2 separate regions of the Homo sapiens genome follow, and region 2 is linked to region 1. Evidence: chromatin loops called from intact Hi-C (ENCODE). Cell type or tissue: PC-9. All regions are shown on one strand. Links, peaks and the distances in the headings refer to the core of each region. The heading gives the core; the rest is flanking DNA.

Region 1 (6,736 bases), core at 529-5,528:
TATTAGAAAGCTAAATATTTATCTACTATTTTAGGCCACTAGTAGAAAATTTCTAAAACTGATAAATCAAGAAAAAGCAATAAAATATATGCTTTGGTTAGCTATGAAAAACAAAACCACAAAGTAACAGTGACTTAAGGAAAAAGTTTATTTCTGTCTCAGTCAACATAGAACTAGGCAGTCCAGGATTGGAGTGATAGCTTTGTTCATCAAATCCTCAGTGACCCAATCTCCCTCTATACTGTTGTTCCAGAGTGAGGGGCTTCCTTTCCCAAGTTAACCGCATGGCTGAATGTAGCTGCTCAGGCTCCAGCTATCATGTCTGTATTTCAGCCACCAAGAATGAAGAAAGAATGAAGAAGGAAGCAGTCAAAGGATGTTTTTCCGGTGTCATTTAAGAAAGGTTCTTGAAAGTTATATGGAATGCCTTTATTTACATTCCTTTGTCCAGGATTGAATTGCATAACTGTATGCAATTAAAAGAGGAGCTTGAAAATGCATTTCTGGAAGTCATGAGCTCAGCTTGAAATTGTGGTATATATTTCCATGGAAGAATGAAACGATGGATATGGTGGAACTAGCCATTTCTTCCACATATATTATTTAGAAATGCGGAAGTAAATTTCAGAATAAATATCTAAAGGACTAAAATCACTGAAATTGCTGGTTGGGGAATGAGGCTTCTGGATAGGAAGGAGTGGTAGAGATTATTGCTGTATTTTATTATAAATTTTTAGTACCATTATCTCTTAACTTTTTATGACATGTATGTATTATATTGATAAAATAAATGCATTAAAAGAAATCATAAAGGTCCCTGACATAGTGGGTATGATAGCAGGCTACGCAGGTTGTAAGAAGGGAGGGTGAGAGGATATGCATCTCCATTTTCATCTCATATTTGTCCCTTGCTTATCTCTCAATACAGGGTTAATATGGTGTTTTTAGGCTTCATTGCAATATGAACTAGTAATTGGACCTGTAAGATCTGTTCTATTTTCCTGTGATCCTGTGAATACAAAGAAAATTTTGAGTGGACATCAAAAGTAATGGTGATGGAGATAAGCTAGGAAGACATCTCAGCAGCTTAAGTAATACTTGTTTACTTTCGAGGTGTCAGAATTCTCCTTTTGAAAAGTCAGGTATCTTTCTACTGTGGCTTTTCTCTTAATTCATAGCCTCTTAGACGGTGAGAAACAGTGACGCTTAATCTGGAGATTCTGATTTTGGGCAGTCCAGGTAATCGCTCATGCCATGTCTTATTCTCTCAAATTCTTTGCAGGAAATATTTTCCCTTTTCCAAATTCTTCTTCATCTCTGACTTAGAGAATGGCCCAGTCAATTCCAGGGTCCTTGTCTCCACAAATGGAAGTGCAATTTATGAAAGCTCAATCCTGCTGCTATGTGAAAACATCTACAGTCACAGAGAAGAAAACAAAATGCTGGGATGAGACAAAGTACCAGTTACAGCATGTGACTGAGGTAATAATGAGCAAGATGACATCAATAGTATCATTTTTTAAAAAATAGCTTTTGCAATAATAATGACTATATTTTAATTTACTATAGTTTGATTTACTGGATATTAAGAGCTACTATCTTATAGCTCATCTCTGATCTTTGATAACTCTACAGGAATATATTATTTTCATCTCCACTTTAAAGATAAGGAAACACAGTTCAGAGATGTGCCATATCTACATCTCAGTTTAACAATAAGTCAGTGGGGTTTGGGTTTCAACTCAGGACTGTCTGACTTTAAAGGCTGTGCTTTTTGAATAGTAACATAATTTGAATTTTTGGTGGCTACTTCATCCAATGTCCAGCCATCCAGTATTTTCTGAACATCTGCTGTCTTAAGCACTGTACTGGCTTCAATAAGGCACATGTAGCTGGACCACACTGAACATACCCTAAAGGATCATATCATCTGAGTGGAGATGGGGAGAATCGGATATAAAACTCACTGTTATAAATGCAATACCATACATACTAATTTGCCTAGGACCATCTTGATTTTTTTGTCACAATAATTATTAATAGTATTTCTTTTCACTCTCAAAAGTGCCTGGGTTTGGGTAATAAACTATCTGGTTATTGTAGCAGATGCTGCCAGGTCCCACTCATATATCCCATTGCTCCTACCATCTCAGTCTGCTCCATCTGATTGCCAACTTCCAACACCAGTATTTCTTTTGACTGGGGCTTTCTTTTGCCACTGGAGCTTGTTTTGCTAGTAGGACAGAAGTGCTGAGGAGTGAATGCCCCCTGGGAGCAGCCCTCTAGCAATGACTGATGATTAGTCAGTGTATCCATACTCCAACCCCATCACCCCTTGAATGAGATAATTGAAGTGTGTATCCTATACTGGCTCCCCTGTTCCCCACAGGACTAAGTTCCAGTTGTCCACAGCGGTAACTGGCTTGAAAATGCACCTTTTATTGGCTGCCTTTCCCATCTTGTCCCTCTTCCCCACCACCCTATCATATCTTCCTGTAACTTCCAAATAACATCTCTACATTCAGATACTTGTCTGGGCCTTTCCTCTTGTCAGTAATCCAAACTGGAATACCCCTCTTATCTATAGAAAAGTTAAGGACTGAGTGGTTTGGTTTAAAGTACAACCTTCATGGGTGTAGTGAGACTTGACCTTGACATTTGGATATGATTTAGGTAACAATGTGAGGGAGGGAGGATAATACAGATAAGGGTGGCCAGGTGCAAAAGGAAGGCAGATGATGAAAAAGGGTACAGACTGGGGATGGACATTTGTTCTGGGAGAGAAAGACAGACTATAAAGCAGAAAACAGAACTTAGGCCAACAAAGACTAGAGAGCAATCACAGATGTTTGAGCAGGATAGTGAAATGTTGGACGCACTATTTTAGGATACCATGTTTGGCAGTGGGCAGTCCGACAGGATGAGGAGAGAGCTGAGTCAGACCAGCCAGTGGGGAGAATGTTGATGTTATCTGAATAGGAAGAGATGAAGGCTGAGCTCAAAGTGGAGGAAAAAATATAGTAAGAAAGAGTGGTTATGAGTCATTTCAAAGGTGAATCCACTGGATTTAGTAGGTGACTAGCTACAAAGGATGAAGGACAGAGATGAGTCAATGGTGACTGCTCCCCTCAACCTACAACCACCCTATGATTCAAGCTGTGAACAACATGGATGATAGGCTGACACATTTAAGAGAAACCAATTCTCTCAAATATTAAAGTGCATTCAGTGTCTCATTGTGTTTCTTTTCCTTTCCAAGGCCACCCCGAGTGCCTGTTGAATGGTTACTCTCTAGAGTGTACTTTTCTTTAATTAAATGACACTGTGGTTAAGAACTCAGGCATTGGGCTCAGGCCGAGCAGGGTTCAAATTTTAATATAGTTTCCTGGGTATGTGGCCTTAAGCAAGCTTAGTAATGTTTTGAGCCTCAGTTTTCTTTTCCTTTTTTTTTTTTTTTAATGTGGCTATAGTTAATCGGTTTTTTAAAATGTAGTGTTTTAAGAATTTAATGAGATAATATGCATAAATGTTGTCACAGTATGTGGCACCTATATAAGTGCTCAGAAAATGATGCCAATTATTATTAAACTGGTAAGAGCAGGCATTACACTTGCTCTTAGCCAAAAGTTCAAGAAGCATTTATGCCAATTACTATTAACAAGGTGAGGTGAACTGTCTGACCATGTCTCAGAGTGTCTGTAAGTAAAGAGGACTATTAAAGTATATCTGTAGATCAATGTAGCTAGCTAGATCTCCCCACCCCACCCTCTCTCGTTTTCTTTCTCTATCTTTATTTGAGGCCCAGAAACAGATAATACTGTTCAGCATTCTGCAGGAAGCCCAGCATCAGGAATGCGGATGAAGAAATAAAGTCTTAGCTCCAGACAATTTTTTCATCTCTAGATAGCTACAATATTGGGGAGTTTCTATTCTATTCTTTGTGCCAGAGATCATATCCCATTTCATGGATGGCTTTAGGTCAATAAATAGGTCTATTTTTTGCTCTTCAAAAGACTCCCAGACACAATTCATTTCAAACAAAAGTCACCACCCACCATCCTGCTTTTCACGCTCCTGCCCATGAAAATGATTCTCTGAACACAGAGCTCTCACCCCAGTCCAGGGGCTCAGTGGGGAGGATAGAGGTGTGAATTCTAACTGACAGGCCTGAGCTAAATAGGAACAATTGTCTTGCAGGGGAACGGTGGCAAAGGGGATGCACCCCGTCCCCTTTCAGTCTCTTCTGAAGTCAGTGCTGGTTGATTCTGCAGCTGGTGGATTCAAAATGCAGCAGTTCAGAGTGGTCATTTAGTTTGAAAAGAGCTCTGAACTGACTAGGAAGTCCCAGGTGGCACTTTTTTTGAACTTTGTGGGCGTGCCCGAGGCTTTCTTATAATCCAAGGAGTAATTCTGAGGCGAGCTGGTGGGGCCCTCTGTTGCAGCCTCTTACCTGCAATGGCAGTGTTTCCCACAGGCCCTCCTACTGCCCATTGCAGGGCTTCAAGGGAGGCAGGGTGCGTGTGGACAAATCCGTGGATTTCCTCAGATTTCATCAGAGATGACCAGGGTGCTGGAACTTCTCAGTTTGACCTTCTGTGACCAAAGTCTCCCACAGGACCAAGTTCTGTGATTTCTGATACTTAACAGATATCCCCAAATGCTGGAAAGGCCTCTCCTAAATCTCCTCAGTATCAAAATGGCAAAACCCTGAAAAGACTGCTTATCTCTGTTCTCAGGGACTTAGTCCCTCAGCTGAGCTGGGGGAACAACAGATTTCAGTAATCCATCATATTTGGCTTCTTCAAAACAAGATTCCATCCACTGAGACCAAAACCCTAGAGTATGCAGTAGCCTGGGTGAGTTTTCTGCAGGAAGGATGGAAAGTTTGGAGAGGATGAGATGCACATCTTTTAATAAAGGCCAAAACATTAAGTTGCAAATGAGAAACAAATAATTTTCTTTTAGTCAGGCACCAGCATTGGGTAAATATAGAAGGAGTGGTTTGAGGATTAGGTTTTCTTCTTTAGAAAATTACTGAAAAACTACTGAACATGGAGGCATGTGTAAGCCAGCAGAGCAAGCCATCTTGCAGTGGGATTTCCTCCGGGACATCAAGGTTTTGAGGTAACCTAGTGTAACAGATGCTTATGGAACACTCCCCCCACCATCTCTTTACTAGGCTGGTGTGCTCACCCCCAGCTACTGTGGGTGTTGGTTGCCAGCAGCTACTCCCTTCTCCAGAGAGGCTCTCTCTTTGGCTAACACTGCCATACCCAGTGACATTAGGTGGTTACACGTCCCATCCTACCTACCTCCACCAGGCAGCCTGTGGCCAATGACTGACTGTTACCAAGGGTACAAGAGCCCAAACTCCCTTGCTTCTGGGCAGGACAACTCCAGAGCTTACCCTAGGATGGGTGAGACTAGGTTCCATGCAAAACATTTTTACCTTGCCTTTTTTTTTTTTTTTTAGTATGCCTTACCCTGCTTCCCTTACTCCCCTACGAGTTTTATCTGAGAGCACACTCTCATTAAGTCACATGCACAAGAACCCCTGCTTCAGGCTCTGCCTCTGGAGAATGCAAACGAAGATACCTGGCTTATACAGAAGGCAGTGAGCTGATTGGCTTCCTTGTCAGAGGCACTGTAAAGGGGCTGCCTTCTTTTCTCTAGAATATAACTCTCTGAGTTGCCTGATTATAATCCCCTTAGAGTTAAAAAAAATCTTAACTGCCTATGCTCTTGATTTCAGTTGGACTTTTTCTTTAAAAATGCTTAGTCAGTGTGCCATAGAATTCTTAGAAGTTTTCTACTAATTAGAAAGTGACTCTCCTCCTCCTAACACACTTACACAATTATCTAACTACTCTAGAATATTATAATTTAGATTTCCATTCCATGTGTTTCAATTCTTTTTGCCAAAATCATGACTTTGAAACTCTTGAGTTTCCTGTTGGAGCTAATTATCTGCAAGTATATTAAAATGTCCTTTTCTTTCCAAAAACATCTATCCATATAAACATTCCAAAAACTGAAAGCTTTTTATTTAATTTTTCAAGGTTTTCATTCTGAGTGGTTTAATTTAATGCCAGCAGGAGGGAGCTGGGACACATGAATGGAGAGTCATGGTAGAGATGTGTAAGAACTCAAGGGGCAATAGCTTTCTCCAGTATTTTTTGCCTCCTCTGTATTATTGACTCCTAGTCAAAATGGAATGTCAAATGTTGGATTCTGCAGAAGCATACCATGAGATAAGGGTACGTATGCAAAGGATTTATCAAGGAAGTATGAGGAGAAACTAGTAAGGGAGGTGGGGAAGACCAGGGATGGGGAAGAAGCTAAGCCAGACAGTAGTATAGGGAAATCCCACAGAGGGCAGCTTCAGCGGGACACTCAGGGGAGCTCAACAGTGTCAAGGACACCCTGAAGTGGTTTCTACAGGAAGGAAGAGACAGGGCTTTTGTTCTCCCTCACCCAGTGGTCACTGTTCAAAGGCCCCACAGCAAGAAAGAGGTGGGAACAGGTATTTCTGTTCTTTTTCTGTTTGGGCAAAACAGCTCCAGCGGCCCAAGATTAGTCATCCACAGATAGTCATGGGTGTAGCCTGTTCCCAGCCAAATCAAATGGAAGCTGGGAAAGGGACACAAAGAACAGTAAAAGGGACTCCAGGGGATGTAGGTGAAACACTGACAGAGTCCACTACAAGTGGTTAACAGAAGAAAAATGTGCAGTGGGT
Region 2 (6,736 bases), core at 714-5,713, 62 kb after region 1:
CCAAATGTGCAGCATTGGAAATACTCAACAATGTTGGTCATTATCTTCTCTCCCCTGTTGAGATTTGTAAAAGCAGTCATTAATTGCATTCCTCCTATTCTACCTATTTCTAATCCAATTTAGGAAAGCACAAAAGAAGTAGTTCGCACAGTGATCCAGAGGTTCGGCTCTGGCAGCAGTTGGCCTGGGTATGACCTTGGACAAGTTATGTAACATTTCCTGCCTCAATTTTCTCAACCACTAAGTGGAGATAATAACAATATAAGTTTCCTATTGCTGCAGTAACAAATTCCCTCAGACTCAGTGGCTAAAAATACCACAAATTGATTATCTTACAATTCTGGAGATCAAAAGTCTGAAGTGAGCCTTACTGGGATAAAATCAAGGTGTTTGCAGAGCTATGTTTCCTTTCTAGATGTTCTAGGGGAGAATCTGTTTTCTTGCCTTTTCCGGCTTCCAGAAGTCCCCTGTATTCCTGGGCTCATAGGTCCCTTCCTCCATCTTCAAAGCCAGCAATGATCAGTCACAAGTGTTTCTCATGTTTCTTTACTCTGCAACTAACTCTTCTGCCTTTCTTTTCCATTTTTAATGACCTCTGTGAGTACACTGGGCACACATGAATATTCTGATATAATCTCCTTATCTTAAGGTCAGCTGATTAGCAATCTTAATTTCTTAATTCCCCTCTTGCCACGCTATGTAATACATTCACTGGTTCTGAGAATTAGGATGTGGACATCTCTGTGAGCCTATTATCCTGTCTTACTATGTACCTCATAGGATTTTAGATGATTAAATGAATTAATACATGTAAACCATTTGGAATCAAGTCCGGCACATAATAAACATTATCTAAGGATTGGCTATTAGTATTTTCACACAAAAGTCAAGAGTATCAGTGTTATTGATAAAAAGCTAGATTTCAGAGTGTGAGATACAGACAAGGGACCAGATGGGCTTCTGTACTGTCTCCTCTGAATTGAATGTATACATCCAGTCAAAGACAGAACCCTTGGGCATATTTAGGCTTTTCTCTGCAAGGGGGGGTCCTTCCCACAGGGCTCACTGAATGAAGAAAGGACAGGTGAACAGACACAGAGAGAGGCACATGCAGCTGCAATGACACTTTCCCTTGTCTCACCACCAGAATAGTCACCTCTCCTCTGTGGGAAGGAAATAAGAGAAAAATACCTCTGGGAGAGTAGAAGATATTATATTATGGATGAGCAGGAATTCAGGGACAGGAAAAAAGCTTTTTGTCCAATGAGTCCCTAAGGCCAGGTTGGAAAAGAACTGTTGTTGTCTTTATCTCCACATCTCTTCACCCAGCTGCTTGTGATTGAACCTGCTGTTGCCACCTTCAGATCAGGTAGAAGGTTTTATGCAAAACACTTCACTTAAATTGCCTCTCTTGAGTTAGCCCTGTTAGTTTGTACAAGTGTCCAGACACTGCTAAACACCAGCTATGACAGCCTATGTTCAAGTTGAGATGCTTGAGACCAGGGAAATATAATGTCAGTGTTTGGACCATTAGAGCCATGGTCCCCTTCCTGCCCCTCTTATTTCCTTCTCCCTTCCTTCCTTCTTTCATCCCTTCTTCTTTTCCTTCCTTCCTTGTCACTGTTTCTCTTTTCTTGGTTGAATATATTGACAAGAATTTGTTAAAATACAAACTATACCCCACAGCATGTGTAGGTTTAGAAACAGAAGCACTTTTGTTTGATTTAGGTTTGTCGTAAACTTCTGTTAGGGAGAGAGATATCAAAATGTAATAGCCATGTCAAAAACTATTGTTTGAGAGAACAATGGGCCAAAGATAAGAACAAAGAATCTTGCGGAAAATTCATTTTCAGTTTTATTACATCAGTTTACAAACTATCACAATCTCTGACTATGGTCTGTTTTTGTTACACTGTAATCTAAACCATGACTATTCAAAAGTTGGGGTTTGCATTTCAGATAGGAAAACAAACTCATAACAAAACACTGTGACATCAAGGGATATCTTATATCTTGAATTGAATGAAAAGAAAACTCTAGCTTATGGTGGAGAACAAAGGAGAAGCAAACTTTTTTCTTAGTTCAGATTTTGTTGATTAATTACCAAGATGAAAGCTTTTTTCTAAAAAATAATTTACCAGGTGGTAAATTTTATTTTCTAAATCAGCACAGAAAAGGGAACTATTCTATAATATCTAAAAAATATAAAGTGTTTTTATGCCTGAGGCATTTTCATAGTTTGCATTTAATTATAGAAGAATCCCTTCTTACAGGGATAGACATAATATGGGCTTCATATTTACCCTTCTCAAAAATGGTAGCTGTTATGGACTGAATGCATATGTGCTCCAAACATTCACATATTGAAGCCCTAAGCTCCGGTGTGGCTGTATCTGTTGTAAGGACATAATAAGGTTAATTTAGGTCATAAGGATAGGGCCCTGATTTGATAGGATTCGTGCCTTTTTAAGAAGAGATTTCAGAAAGCACTATTTTTCTCCTTGTTTACAAGAAGAGGTCATGTGAGCACACAGTGAGAAGGCAGCCATCTGCAAGAAGACAGCCCTCACTGGAAGCTGACCATGCAGGCATCTTGACCTTGGACTTCTGGCCTCCAGAACTGTGAGAAAATAAATTTCTGTTTCTTTAACAGAAATTTATGTTGTGGCATTTTGTTATGGCAGCCAGAGCAGATGACAACAGTGGCCAAGGCAGATTATCCTCCTGGATATAGCCTCTGCAGCAGGCTTTTCTCTTTAGCCTCAGTTGTGGTGTGTGTGTGTGTGTGTGTGTGTGTGTGTGTGTGTGTGTGTCTGGGCAGAAGTCTTAAAAGCTAGGGGACAGTTCAATACCTTCTCTTCACCCTTGTGGGTGACTGTGGAAGCATGTGTTGAGATGGAGTTAGTGTCTGCCTTCGATCCTGAGGGACTGGATGAGCAGACCACCTCCATGCTAGACAAGCAGCATGAGAGGGAGAATGGGATGTTTGCTATCCAGATAGAGGCACTGTCTCAAAGATGTCATTGCAGAACACAGATAACAAGGATGTTATTTTGTGGTTTTCAGATTCAAAAGTCTAGGGCCCAGGTACACAAACAGCATATTTGAAAGACCAGCTGGAGATCCAGGCTGTCCTTTGCCAGACTAAATAAGGAATAGTTGGACTTAAAGAAAAAAAATATGGAGCATCTTGGAGAAAGCAAAGAGTATACATGCCAATGTATCCCTGAATCTTCTTCCCCTGTCTGTGTCTCTGGGAGATTGGAGGTTTTCCTGGAAACCCCAGAGAGTCTTGGAGTTTCAAGATTTGAAGGGATCTGTGTCCCATTTGTAGAAAAACCCTGCACTTATCTAGATGAGGAGTAGATTATGTTCTGCAAAGTATGTCTAGAACTGAGTCACTTCAGAGTTCTCAACCCTTCAGTGACACAGATCAAGAGAAGAGGCCTGCATGCCCAATAGAGGCATCGAAACAGTAGAAGATGTGGAGGGGAGGCCTGGCTGGCCTGATGAGGCCTTCTTTCTGGGAGTGGGGGCGGGTGTAACAGCTCTGTGATCAGCATAGCCCACAAGGCCTCTCCTGCTCCAGCGGCACCTACTTCTCCAGGAGCATTCCCCATCATTTACATGCCCTGTTTTAGCCCAAGTAAGTTGCTTATGCTTCCCAAGCTGTTCCATGACGTGTGTGACTTGCATTTGCTGTCCCTTCTACCTGACATTCCATTCCCATTCTTTGTTTCATTGAGAAATATTGATTCATCCATCGAGATGCAGCTGATTCGTCACCACATCTGTGAAGCATTTCCTATTCATTGGTCTCATTAGTCATTCTTCCTTTATGCTACCAATGTCCCGAACTCTTACCTTTATCCAACAAAATTAAACAAATGTTTGTGGAATACACACTATGCGGTGGACACTCTGTTCACCAGATTAAAAACTAGTGGACACAGCAAATAGGGTTCTACCTCTAAGGGCCTCATTCCAGTTACAATTGCTCCATAGCAAATCACCACAAAACTTAGTGCAACAGCAACCTTCTTGAATCTTGGGACTTCTGTGGGTCAGGAATTCAGGAAGGCCCTAGCTGAGTTGCTAGCATGGAGCCCTCATGGACTGCAGTTAAATGGTGGCTGCAGCTGGAGCAGCAGGGGAAGAGGGCATATTGGAGCATCTGTCAGCTGGCCAAGTATCTCCCTCTTTAGTGCAGTCTCAGAGCTTCTCCATGTGGTTTCTCTGCATGGCCTAGTTTGGGTTTCCTTGTGGCATAGCAACCTCAGCACAGTCCAACTGCTTATGTGGCAGCTGAAGACTTCAAGACTGAGTACTCCAGAAGACAAGGCAGAAGCTACTTGCCTGTAAAATTCAGCCTTGGAAGTCACAGTGTCACTTCTGCTGCATTCTCTTACCTATCATTGAGTCACTGGCCTGTCCAGATTTAAGGGCAGAGGAGTTAGATTCTACCTCTTGATAGGGAATTGCAGGTTCAAGAAGAGAATGTGGGATTGGAAATATTATTAGAGCCATCTTTGGAAGACAAAACTCTCTCAGTTTTGGCTAGCATTTACCATACTCTGATGCATGCCCATTTCCATATTCAGATCATAAGCTTGTTGAGGGTATGAATTAGAAATTATTTCTTATTTGTTCCTAAAACTTAGCACAATGTCTGGAAGAGAGAAGGCTCTCTCTCTCTCTCTCTCTGTCTATATATATATATATATATATATATATATATATATATATATATATATATATGTAGTGCATATGGAATGAATAAATGAATTTTCCATTTTTTGTCCAAGTCTAGAGAATCCTTATTTCTAAAAATAGAAATTATGTCTATTATTTTAATTAAGATAATGAACAGTTTTGCAAGGATAATTTAGTTCCTCAAAGTAGCACATTTTCTAATTTTCCAATAGAGTTATTTTCTTAGCTATCTGTATTAGTCAGTGTTCTCCAGAACAGAATATGTATACACACACACACACACTGCACACATACATGCACATACCTAAACAGAGGCAGGCAGGGAGGGAGGGAGGGAGAGAGATAGAGAGAGAGAAAAGAGAAGAGAAGAGAAGAGAAGTGATTATAAGGGTTGGCTACATGATTATGGTGGTGAGAAATCCCACCCTCAGCAAGCTGGAGAACCAGGAAAGCCAGTGGTATAATTTAGTCTGTCTGAAGGCCTGAGAGCCATAAGAACCAATGGTGTCCTGAAGTCCCAAGGCCTAAGAACCAGAAGTTCTGATGTCAGAAGGCAGGAAAAGATGAGTGTCCCACCTCACAGAGAGAGAGAGAGAGAAAAGTCACCCTACCTCTGCCTTTTTGTTCTTGTTGGGCCCTAAACAGATTAGATGATGTGTGCTCATATTAGTGTTAGTGAGGGAGGATCTTCTCTACTCTGTCTACTGATTCAAATGCTAATAATCTCTTCTGAAAACACTCTCATAGACACACTCAGAAATAATGTTGCATCAGCTATCTGGGCATCCCTTAGTCCAGGCAAGTTGACACATAAAATTAACCAACACGCTATCAAAGTCAAGTTTCTCTAAAATATGTACAGTAAACTCAATGCGGGCACAAAATTTGTTTTTCTCACGTAGTGTTTCTAAGTACTCTACTTCTTAATGTTAAAACACCTCAACTTTGGGAATTTTGGCTTCCAGATGAGAAATGTTAGGGCCCTTCAAAGGGTCAAGATTTCAATAAAACTTAGGCTTCCCCAGAACAATTCAGGTCTGGGTACTTTGATAGTTTGGAGCACCAAATTTATCTCTCCCTAGGATCACATAGCTCTGTACCCTTTGAAGCCACATGAGTGATACTCTGTATTCTTACTTCTGAATGGTGCTTTAGCAACTTCCATATACCAAGAATTTGCTGGAGTGACTTTGTTGAGAACAAATCCAAAATATTCCCAAATGCAGTTTGCCATCACAGTTAGATTGAAGGATATCAACCTGTGCTTTATGCTACATGTGCATTTTAGTCAGCTCCTTTCATGTACAAAGAATGATCCTGGGTTAAACACCCATCTCATTATTTATGAAAAACTACACACAGATGAAATAGGATTAATACTGGATATTTGTGTAGTGATACCAAAAGCAGTAGTTATTTGCAGAGCTTCCTTTGGTAGCTTTTTTGTTTCCTTGTTCTATCCATGTTTTGTTTGGGGTACACAATTTTCTTATATTTATCATGTTGTATTATTATTACAACCATATATCATATAAATTACAAATATTGATGATAGCTTCCATTATTGAGGTCTTATCCTAAGCACTTTATTTGCCCATCTCAGCTGATGCTCACAAATATTCTGTTAATATTCTCTTCACTATTTTGGAGTTCAGGGGTGTTAAAACTTATCCATGGTTATAGAGGCAGCAGAGCTGGACTCAAACATTCCTATGTCTGATTCCAAAGTGTTTAAGGGCCAGAGTTTTTTCTGATCTTTTGAGGGAATTGTGAGTATCTGGGGAAGATCCTCAGTCCCTGCATATGCAGCCTCTATTGCAACAGGCTTTTCTCTGATGATCGGCTTCTGCTTATTTGTTCACCTGTCTCTATGACAATCTTGTTGCTTAGTAGAGGCAGGTTGAGATGGCTTCCCATTGAGAGCCCAACTGTTACTCACTGCTGTGGATGTTGGTAGCTGAGGGTGGCAGACCTGGAACCAGGGAGTGCATGAGCTGGGGTCACTTGGCAAGCTGCCTCAGAA

The links. Peaks named below come from ENCODE experiments on the same cell type or tissue, not always from the same donor. Only the 100,000 strongest peaks of a DNase experiment are listed, where the experiment ranks them.
Region 2: a loop joins it to region 1, with 4 times the contacts of the local background. A loop is called at or near these places in 2 of 110 quality-filtered maps.

Annotation. Positions count from the first base shown.
Region 1 is chr3:31,073,596-31,080,331 of GRCh38, reverse strand. No RefSeq gene overlaps it. Among named protein-coding and RNA genes, the nearest start is that of MIR466, 85 kb to the left of the region's middle. RefSeq lists a silencer at 4,618-4,818. In PC-9, for the core only: no CTCF peak of the experiment used is centred there; a DNase peak (open chromatin) is centred at 3,031; H3K27ac peaks cover 1,297 bases.
Region 2 is chr3:31,011,551-31,018,286 of GRCh38, reverse strand. No RefSeq gene overlaps it. Among named protein-coding and RNA genes, the nearest start is that of GADL1, 120 kb to the right of the region's middle. In PC-9, for the core only: no CTCF peak of the experiment used is centred there; no DNase peak of the experiment used is centred there.